Regions from separate parts of the Mus musculus genome. Here region 1 is linked to region 2. The links are chromatin loops, found by intact Hi-C in ENCODE. Cell type or tissue: left cerebral cortex. All regions are shown on one strand. Each heading gives the region's core, and the rest is flanking DNA. Links, peaks and the distances in the headings are about the cores only.

Evidence for each region. A loop is a pair of places that touch in the nucleus more often than their neighbours do. Peaks named below come from ENCODE experiments on the same cell type or tissue, not always from the same donor. Only the 100,000 strongest peaks of a DNase experiment are listed, where the experiment ranks them.
Region 1: a loop joins it to region 2, with 2.1 times the contacts of the local background. A loop is called at or near these places in 2 of 42 quality-filtered maps.

Annotation. Positions count from the first base shown.
Region 1 is chr4:63,068,388-63,073,763 of GRCm38, forward strand. The region is part of intron 2 of Zfp618 (zinc finger protein 618); the gene reads left to right. Among named protein-coding and RNA genes, the nearest start is that of Ambp, 83 kb to the right of the region's middle. In left cerebral cortex, for the core only: no CTCF peak of the experiment used is centred there; DNase peaks (open chromatin) are centred at 597 and 3,139.
Region 2 is chr4:62,961,960-62,967,335 of GRCm38, forward strand. Zfp618 (zinc finger protein 618) reads left to right here and starts at 3,608. Exons shown (of 15, transcript NM_028327.1): 1 at 3,608-3,747. The coding sequence starts at 3,715. In left cerebral cortex, for the core only: a CTCF peak has its summit at 4,292 (motif pointing left); a DNase peak (open chromatin) is centred at 2,065; H3K4me3 peaks cover 1,251 bases.

The DNA of each region.
Region 1 (5,376 bases), core at 145-5,144, 110 kb after region 2:
AGCTTAGGAAGTCAAGGGATAAAACTCTATCCTTGCCTAACACACACATGCACGCTCGTAAACACACACACACACACACACACACACACACACACACACACATACACACAGAGTTACTTTATCACTTAGATACGATATGGACATGGAGCCTGAGAAGTCAGAGCCAGCTGTATGCAGTCACATTCTGGGTACCTCACACACACCTGGCCTTTAATCTTCTGAACTGTTTTAGCGGTCAGCGTTACCATTCCTGGTGACACACAAAGAGAGGTGCAGTGGACAGGCTAAAGAATCTAGTATTAGCTGGCTGTGCATCTAGCGTCTCATCCTCCGGGCTCTCATGAGGCTGACAGCAGGGCAGAGTCTCCTGTAGGTCTGCATGCTTGAGCGGGGTGCTCCTGGAGAGATGACTAGGTACAGCAGATGTTGGGTGTATTGCCCACTAAGGTCTGGCTGGGGACTTGGGAGGGAACACAGCAGAGGGGAGGACTACAGAGCATCTACTAGCATGGGACCAAAGGGTGGAGGAAGAGCAGCCATCCTCTGAGGACGTCTCCCTTCGCCAGTCCTAGGAAGACGTGGGCGATGGGGAGGAGGTGAAAAAGAGCTACTGAGTCAGAGCCTAGTCAGGAAATACGGTGAGTGGGAGACAGAGAATGTTGATTCTGGCGTTGAGCCCTGAGTGAAGTCTGCCCATAGAGGACCTGCCCTCTGGGGTCTATCTGAGCCTGTGTGTCCTGAAGCAGGTCTGTGCAGGGCAGACCCCTGCATGGCTTCTACTCCCTATCTGCCTCGTCAAAGGATGCTGTGTGGGCACTACTGTCTGAGGCTGTGGTCTCATTAGGTGTGAGAGCAAGGAACAGTACCCATGTGGAGCAGCTCACAGACAGTACTGCCAGGCCCACTGGCAAAAGAAGGTCACATGTTTACTTACAATGCTATAAGCACTAATCCCATGTACTAGTCAGGTCTGGGCCAGCCTCCCATGTGCCCCAGTGCCCATGAAGTAAGCTCCTAGCTTTAAGCAAAACACCCCAGTAGCATTTGTGACTTGACAGGGTCTCTTGCTATTGCCTACATTAGTTTTCAATTAACCAGGGAATTTTCTCTTAATATTTAAATCTTTATTCTGTCTCTCTGAGCGGCAATATTACTCAGTGTTGTGGCTGACTGACACCGTGCATTGAAGAAAATTAAGTGCCTAGGAATTATCTCAAAGTAATGATGTATTTATGCATTGTAGGTTATTTCGAGTTTCTAGAATGTTAAGAGTTGTTTAATACATTAACAGTTTTAATCTATTAATTTAATCTTTTCTTCTTGACTATTTATTAAAATATATCAGCCATATATGACAGGAGTGGAAGCGTAGACAATTTGGAGGGTTGTTGATGGGCAGGCAATGGAGCAAGGATTGGAAATGGGCAGACCAGCAAATACAGGTCCCAGGCTCGTCCCCTGTCTCTCCTGAGCCTTGCTGCAGAGTCCTTATCACCCTTGCAGTCTCTCAGTCAGAAGCCAGCCTCTTGGCTGTATGTCCAAAGGACACATTGTAGCAAGCAGCCATCAGGGAGCAGCATCGGGGAGAATTAGTGGTTGGCAGTGGGTACCAAGCCTGAGTAGCTTTCTCTGTGGAAGACAGGATCCCATCACTCCTCACTTGGTGTTATACCTGTATAGCTACTGTGTCTAGTGGATTCTCCATGACTCTTAAGAAGGCAGCCAAAGATGAGATCCAGTCACTGTTTGGAGTTCCTAGAGGTCCACATATGTTAATTAAGCCAACAAGTATTTTACCATCCTCTCTTCCTTTGAGAGATGAAAACTAAACCCATCCAAATAGTTCGAAGCCTCTGCTTTGGAGTCAGGCAGACCCAGGTAGCATCTTCTCTCTGTCATTAGGAAGCTCAGGGACATGTTGGTATTCCTGTCCCTGCCTTCTTTCCTGGAATGTAGACAATGCCTGCCTTGTAAGGTGCTGCACGGGATAGTGAGAGTAGCTTTCCAGTGTGAGGTGCCACAACTGGACACACATCATAGAGATCTACTCCATTGCCACACCCCACGGTGTGTGTACCGTCCACAGCATCACCACCGGCTTCACCTCTGCACGTGCTGACGTGTGGGAGCCTAGTCACTTACAGAAAGCACAGAGAGCAGAGATGTCTGGATGTTTTTCAGAGTTGCACGGAAGTCATAGGTACAGATTGGGGTTTGGAGCACGGTGTATTAGTGTGGGATAAGCCTTGCAGGGTTCTGCCTCATGAGAGGGGCCCTAACCTGCCCTCGGGGACATTTGCCATGGCAACCCCACAGTCTGAAGAGAGAATGTCACTGTACGACAGGTATCCAAGTGTTCCATTTTAGACCCTAGGGAGAATGGTGCTTCATCTAGAAGAGTAAAGGTAACTGATAATAAAGGAACAAGGTCCATTCATTCACAAAATTGGCCTCCTTGGACAAATCTCCAGCCCACAACACACAGAGGGCGGCAAGCAAGAGACATCCCTCCATGCTGTTTTAAATATTCCAGAAGTGAGACACCATCAGTAATGACAGGGATGGGCTGTCCATCGAAAGGGCTTGGCCTTATTAGGGGCTATGGGTGCTACCATTGATGCCCCCCAGTGAGCAGGCTCTTAGCTAGCATCTGCAATGTGTCCTCACTCTTCTGGGGACAGTGAATCAATAAGACCAAGTTCTGCCTTCTTGTAGCTCACATTCTAGTTGGAGAAACAGAATAAGTAAACAAAGAGATTATAGGAGATGGTAGGTCGGAAAATACTCAGGAGCAATAAATGAGCTATGAGCCTAGAATTGACTCGACCTGGATCGTCAGCATCAGCACCATTCTGTCTTTCTGTCAAACATACATCACAGCTCAGTGGAGAGGCTGTAGCCAGAAAGGGGGCATGGCTCCAGGTGGAGGTGTGACGGAGGTTGTAAGGGGAGTTTCAGGGCACACTTGGCAGGTGGACTTGATGGAACTCATGGTGGGCCTGTTGGTTGAGATGAGGAAAAGTGAAGTCAAGGATGAGTCTGGAGTCCAGGCAAGCGGTGCTGGAGGGTGGCATCTGTCTGTTAGTCAGCTCAGGGAGCTGCAGTTACAGGAATGTCTCACATCAGTACCATGAGAAGAGCTTGTGAGGCAGGACGGCCCCAGACAGCGGCTCTGCTTGCCATCTGTTTGATTTGCGATAACTATTAGAAGGTGCAGAGTAGGAGTCAAGTAGGTGCTTACATAAGTCAAACAGTGGAGTGCAGCCCCAAGCTCGAGGCGGAAACCTGAGCTTTATCATAATAAAGCTAACATATTTAAAAGTATGAAAGCTGGAGGCAAATATGGGTATGCATACTTGGCATGTTCTCGCAGGTGGAGGCTGAGACAGGTTCATGAGTTCAAGGCCAGCCTGGGCTACATAGCAGAAGCTTGTCTGAGATAAGCAAGCAAACAAAGGTTTGGCGTGTTCACAAGCTCACCCAAGGAGTGCCTGGATAAGCATAGAGAGGCCCCAAGGCTGCTCCGTGCAGGGAGATGAAGATTCCACAGAACAAACAGGCGTGGCCAGAAAACGAGTTCAGCACAAAGTTGGGGAAAGGGCTGGGTAGAGGAAAGCGGCTGAGGATATAGCATGTCGGGTGGAGACTGGGAGGGACAGTACAGGTCACTGGGCCTCAGAAAAGCAGTGGACACCAATGCCTGTAGACTGCTGAAGTGTTGCCAAGGGCAGGGTCTGTGATAATTCACTGACAGGAAGCTGTCAAGAGACTTAAGTAATCAGTGGGAGGGCAGCTTGATAGGGAATGGTGGACTTGATCTCAGTTCAGCCTCTGCAGCGGATCACAGGCCCAGGAAGGTTTGCAGTATGTCGTAGTTGATTTCAGATCCCTGCATCTGCACGACCTGGAGAGAATAAAAACAGCCTAAGTCATAGCAAGGCACTGTTTGCATGCTGCGAGGGGAGGGCTTTTCCTCTAACCAGTAACACTGTCTGTAAAACCATGAGCACCAGGGTAAATGGCACCTTTGGAGGAAGTAGGGTGGTCCTCTGGCTGCATTTAGAGGCACAGGTGAACACACAGCTTTCTGCTTATAGGGAAAGACACACCTGTGCATATGGAGTTCACTTCTGCATGGGCTTTAGATATCTCCAGGTAAAGAAACTGAACCCCAGAAGCCTGACGTGGTATCGTGGTGCTGATGGACCCAGCCACTCAGAAGGTTGAGTGAGCTCAAGTATGTAATACTGGCCTAGGCAGCATAGTGAGACCTCACCTTAAAAGGCAAAGGTTTGCAAAATCAGTCCCCGGGAGGCAACAGCAGAAGCCGGGCTCAAGTCCAGGCAGTTGATGTCTCTGTTTACAGGAACTGGGTAGAACTTCATACATTAGCATGCTTTGGTGGGATGGTAAAGAAATTGTGCCTAAGAACAACATTGTCTGGCTCAGGCGCCTAGTGTCACCTGGGACTGTCCTCCACCACTCCCAGAAATTGCATGTCTCTGGTCTTGGATCTGCTTGATGGTGTTGTCTTAGGCCGTGGGGTTTGTGATAACTGAGCAACAGTGGAAGCCAGATTGTTTTCTACTAGAGTGGTCATCATTAAGAGTCTGGTGACCACGGGTGTGTCCTTTGCTGTGAAGGACTACTACCTGTATGCAGTGAAGAGCTGCTGTGCGCTGCAGCTTGCTCTCTTCTGGGCACTGGGTTCTCTGTCTGGCAGCAGGATGTGGAGTGGGTGGGTGAGACTGGAGGAGGAAGATTGTTTCTGGGGTCTCTTGCAGAGGGCACAGGAGACTGGCCACATGCCTAGGACAGTGACCAGGAAGAAGATAAGGGAGAACTGGTGTGAGGGAGAGTCAGGTTTCCAGACTCTGCTGTTTGAAGCCATCGCTTCAGAATGATTTCTCTATAGTGTGGTTGTTTCCTGTGGCCTAGCCAACAAGTTACAGTAGTCCCCCTCCCCCAGCCCTTTCTCTGGCTCATGGTTTCACTTTCTGTAGTTTCAGAACTACATCCCCCCCCCAAAAAAATAAACAAAAAAGTTCCAGGAATAAATTGCTTGTAAATTTTTCAGTGACTTACTATATTCTCCGTGGTATTGTTGAAATCCCATGCAGAACTAGTATGTTCAGGATGCCAGTCAGAGCACAGTGTTTCCATGCTATGTGTGTCTCTCTCTCTGTGTGTGTATAGTATATGTATGTGCATGTGTATGTTTATGGTATTTGTATGGTATGTTTATGGTATGTTCATGTATATGTATATGGTATATATATGGTATGTATGTGTATATGCATGTGTATGGTATGTGTATGGTATATGTATGTGTATGGTATATGTATGTGTATGATATGTGTATGTGTGTGGTATGTG
Region 2 (5,376 bases), core at 87-5,086:
TCTCTACCTCCCTAGTGCTGAGAATAGTGTGTGTGTGATGTCAGTGCTCGCTTTGTTGTGGTGGTGGTGGCAGTGATTGTGGTATTTTTATTTTTTTTAATAGGTTTTGGAACGCAACTCAGGTTCTAAGCAGTTTACTGATGGAGTCAAGTCTCCTTTCTCGCATGATTAATTTCTATTGATTATAACTAAAAAGAGGGCTCACAAGACTGGTGGGGTTTTATAATCCCATTGGCCAGAGACAATCGTAATGGTCTACCCGACTCATCCCTGGCTCTGGCCTCGACTTGGTGATCTCAAGTAGATAATTCTGGCCTCATCTTCAAAATGACTTTGATGACACCATCTACTTTATGATGGGTGGGTGGGTGGAAGTGCCCTGAGGCATAAGTGAGAAACACAGGTTAACTTCCTAAAATGTGTCTAGGAAGGCAGCAGTCTCCATACCAGCCAAGCCAATGGAATTCCTGCCCCTCATCCTCCCATACCAGGAGGCCAGGGTCACCCTGCTGGGAAGGATGACTCCCTAGAAGTCACACCACACTCCAGGTGTTTTGGGTACGGAGAGCTGCATGTGGGAGAGTCAGATGTTTCCAAACTTTGATAAATGGCTCAAAATGAGGGAGCCTTTGGAGGTGCCTGCTGTACTGCGTATCTTCCTATGGGTTCTTAGATTGACCAGTGTTCGCTGTGCCAATGCAGCACCCAAGAATCTGCCTGTCCCATCACTGGGCAGTTTGGGCCTTGGCCCTGCTGCCCTGACTCTTCTACCTACCACCTTACTTCAGCCCACTCAGAGGCCCTCTGTGTCAGAATCCTCCCCTCAAAGCCTTCTGTGTGACTTGATTTGCGTCTCTTTGTCACACTGGTCATGGCGCCATTGTTCTCTGCCAGCATGGGTCTCCAGTGGGTCCTAGAGTGCAGCTATCTTGCTCCTGGAGATCCAAAGGCGCTCTCTGTGTTGCACATGTGTCCTGTTTGCTGTGATGCTACACAGTCACTGCGGGTGACTGTGTTGTTTCTGCAGTGGCTTTAGGGAATGTGTGGGTTCAATTATAACCTGGGTTTCTTAAGCTTAGATGGCATTGCCCTTAGCATCCCTTCCAAGGCCTGGGCAAGATAGCGTCAATCAGAACACCTTCTCTGCGTCTCTGACTCCAGGGGGAAGCGTCTTTATACATTGTTGCTGAATATACATTGTTGCTGAATACTGGGGTTGAGGGGGGCTCTCTGTCAAATGCGCTGACAGAATGTTCAGGTCATCTAATCTCTGGGTTATGGAGAGGCAGAAGGTATTTGCAATGATTCTGGAAAGAAAAGGCTGCATAGGACCATGGGATTTCACAGGCTAGAGGTGACAGGCAGTCTAGCACTCCCTTTTGGGAAGATACTTTCTCCGTTCAAATGGACATGTAGGTAAAGTTTTGTTTAGTGGTTATTTTCTGGATCCCTAAAACTATGACTTAAGGACCTGGGAACTCAAACTCCTGCTATCCCCTCTATCTGACGAAGATCCTGCAGGGAGAATCACCAGCCAATCAGGTATAACTTGGAATCATTGCTGTGCTCCTGGAGTGGACCAGGCCCTTCCTCTTTACCTTGTTCAGGTACTACAGTGGTTTGCAAGAGGATGTTTTTAGGGAAGCAGCTGCCGGGACACTTGATGGAAATGTAAACTATCAGTTCCTTACCTCAACAGAATGAAGTAAGAACTCCAGGGTGAGACCAGCCAATCTGGGTGGTTCAAATTTGAGAAGGGCTAGGGCAAGCTCTTCTTGACAGTTTATCTGCCCCCCCTCCCATATATATACAGTAACTGCTCAGTGAACAGTTACTGTACCCCCCTTTCCTGACTCTCAAAGAAGGGCTTTTCTCTTGATAACCATCCCACTGCGTTGATCTCCTTCCTTACCATTCCAGGGAATCCTATCAGCCTTAGCTTGGGCAGAGGAGCAGGCCTGGCCAGGAGGCAGATACTCTGAAAACAGTTTAAGGCTCTAGTATCTAGGAGGAGGTGAGGCAAGCAGGCAGAGCTTTGCCAGGCTTGCCCAACTGCCAGCTCTGCTTCCCACTTGATCCACACGGGCCTTGGAAGATGCTGCCAGATCTCTTCCAAGAACATACGCGATAAGCAGGGGAAAAAGAAATGGGTACTTTTAAATCTCAAATCAATCACTGACTTTAGAGGTTTCCAGATGTAACTGGAAGATGCTGCTTAACTTCTTATGTATTTACCAGGCTGGGGTTTGAAAAGTGGGGTTCTTCACTGTTTTTCTTCTACGGAGGGCCAAATTCCCACAGACTGATTCTTCCAGGAGAGTGGTGTCTTTAAAAACTAACTTGAAGGAAGAAGAAGGGTTCTAAGGGGACGGACAGTTCTAGAGCCCTTTCTGTTTAGAGGAGTTTGCTCTTTAAACTTTAAAAAGCTCCTACACATGTTTTCTTAAGGTGGAGTCAGAAAAAGCACCCGTTTAACTAGCCTTAATTTCCATAAAACAATCCTATCCTTATTTTTTTTTTCTCAAGGGAAGGGTAAGGAAACACATTGGTTCCTTTCTCATCTGATACATGGCAATTCTTCAACTTCTTATTCTAAAACTCAACTAGCTGTGGGAGAAGAATCCAGGGGTCTCTCTAGTTTTCATATAGGCCAGGTCTTTCTGATTTATTATTTTTAAGTCTATTTTGGGAGTAGGAGGACAGAAACAAACCCTTAAGTCTTCCTAAGTCATAAAGAGGAAGCTCTCATATAAGAAACATTTTGTATTTTTATAGTTTAGGACTTTTGAAAGAGCAGGCCTCTTTAACCTTTCAGTTCAAGTAAGAGGGATAAGTCAAAATTTTCCTTTTCTAACTGGGGGGGGGGGGGGGGGGAGGGGCTGACCCTTGTTCAACCTTCAACATCTCCTTCCATAGGGTCAGGTTTTGTGTTTTTTTTTTTTTTTTAATACTTTTACTTTTTTTGGCGGGGGAGGGTAAAAAAGTGACTTCACTGACATCAAACAGAAGAGAGGCTCCTCAAATAGTAAATTTATATTCAGACTTGATGGGGGTTAGAGAGGGTCCCCTTGGCCCTCAGTTCTCAAACTTATCTGCGAGGACGGGGAGGGGGGAGCTAGGTATAGCCTAGGCTACCGAATATTCCCAGGAAGCTTTCCAGTTTCGTTCCTCAAAACTTTTATTTAAAAAAAAAATCGATCTGATTTGGGGGGGGGGGAGAGCTTGTGGGGAGGGGAGAGGCGTTCCCATTAACCCCTTCTGTCCCACCAGAGGCCGCTCCCCAAAACTTTTCTGTGCCCCCACCTCCGCCCCACGCGAGCAAATGCCCCGCGCGCGAGGCTGGCGCGGGAAAGTTTGGGGGGCCGCCGGCGGCGCGGGGGACCGGCGGCTTTGTGTGAGGCGTGGGGCGTCGCGGAGGCCCGCGGCGGAGGCCGAGGAGAGGCCGGGGGCCCGCAGCGGCTCGGAGGCCGGCGGGGGCGGTGCGGGGCGCGGTGCAGCGCGGCGGGCGCGGGCCGGCGGGGCGATCTGCGGTCCCCGCGGCGGTCCCCCCCGGCGCCCCCGGCCCCCGCCCCCCGGCCCGCGCGGGGCGGGCGGAGGAGGGAGCGGCAGCAGCGGCGGCGGCGGCGGCGGCGGTGGCAGCGGCATTGTGCGCGCGGCGCAGCCCGGCCCGGGAGGAGCAGGACGCGCCGGGGCCGCCTCCTCCCGCACGGACCGATGAGCCAGCCGGACGGCGCGGCAGCTCCGCAGGTAACGCGGGGCCGGGGCGGGGGCCAGGGCGGGGGCCGCAGCAGCCCCGCGGGATGGCGAGCGCGGGCGCCGGCGGGGGGATCCGGAGTGGGGCCGGGCGGCCGGGGTGCGGGAGCGGCCCCCCGGGACGCTGCGGGGCGCGGGCGACGCGGGGGCGGCGGCCGAGGCTAATGGGGACCCCTCACCCGGCGTCCCCCGCCGCCCCCCGCGGCCCCCAGCTCGGACCGGAGCCCAGAAACAAAGCGGCGAGAGCACGGAGCAGCCATTGCAGTTTGGACAATTCAGATTTTGCGAAAATGCAACCTTCTTCCAGATCTCCCCCTCCCCCGAAATTTGCAATTTCCCCTTGACCCTCTCTGCTCTCATGGTCCTTGGTGACCCCCAGGAGAGCTTTCCTTCCAGGCCCCCAATCTTTGCAACAATCTTTTTTTTTTTTTTTTTTTTTTTTTTAAGGCCATATTTCCTTCTCTCAATTTTTTTTTCTAATTTTTCTTCAAACGGTAGTTTTTTCCCATTAAAACGACGCCACCTAGAGGATACTATTTTGTAAATAAAAAAAAAAAGAAATTAAAATTGAAAAGAAATATTTTTTATTTCTTATTTATTCCAAAGTTTCATCTACAAACTGGTGGATGTGGGAAAGATTCTTTTTTTCTATCTTTTTTGGAGTGAAAATTTTCACTTTGATCATTGAAAGGACATGGAGACAATTTTATTTCTGAAGCCAAATCCAGATAATATGTAAATGAAAATTAAGCTGGAATTTGAATGAATTCAATTCTTGAAGGGGAGAAAGCAAAAATACCTCCTAAAAGCAAAGGCAGTTTAGGTACCTAAGTTATTTTAATTTGAGTAAAAAAAAAATAGTAATTGGAATGAGAAAAGGGGGGAAATAGTTCAGTTTAGGGAAAGCTGGGAGAATTGGCTTTATGAAGCAATTAGAAATTGTGTTTCATTATAATTTGCGGCTTGTTTTGCTCCGTAGGCAAAAATGACTAATTTTGCCATTTGGCAGCGTTCAAAGTTTTTCCATTTCCAAGAAAGAAGGATTTAGGAGAGAAAATAGATCCTAAAATGTTGGCTTTGGACACACCCAAAAATTGTAGGTTTAAATTTTTACATTTACATTTTACTGCATTTAACTCCTGAGATTTTAAAGAAAAACAGAAATTGGAAAAGTTAGAGTGAAATCCTGCCGGTCTTTTTTCTGTTTTTTGTTATGTTGTGTGTGTGTATGTGTGTGTTGTGTGTGTTGTGTGTGTGTTTTGCTTTGATGGAATAATTATGACTGTTTCCTGATTTTGTTTGCTGCAAGGTCTAGGCATTTCTTGTTTTGTTGTTGTTTTATCTAGAAAATGTCAGGGACCTTTTCTTGAGCAATATTCAATGGAGAAAAATGTCAATTCATATATTGTGCAAACTGAGTAGCCCACAGAATTGTAGGAGAGGCCGCCATTAAAATAAGATATGCATAATTAACATTATTATGAAAAACTAACAGTGGATTCACAGAAGCCCATTTTTTTTTACGACACACAAGTGAATCAATTGATGGAGATAAGGATTAAAAAAAATCCTTGTTAAAGAGGAGAATTTGTCTTTCTCAATTTTGTTTTCTAGTCCAATTAG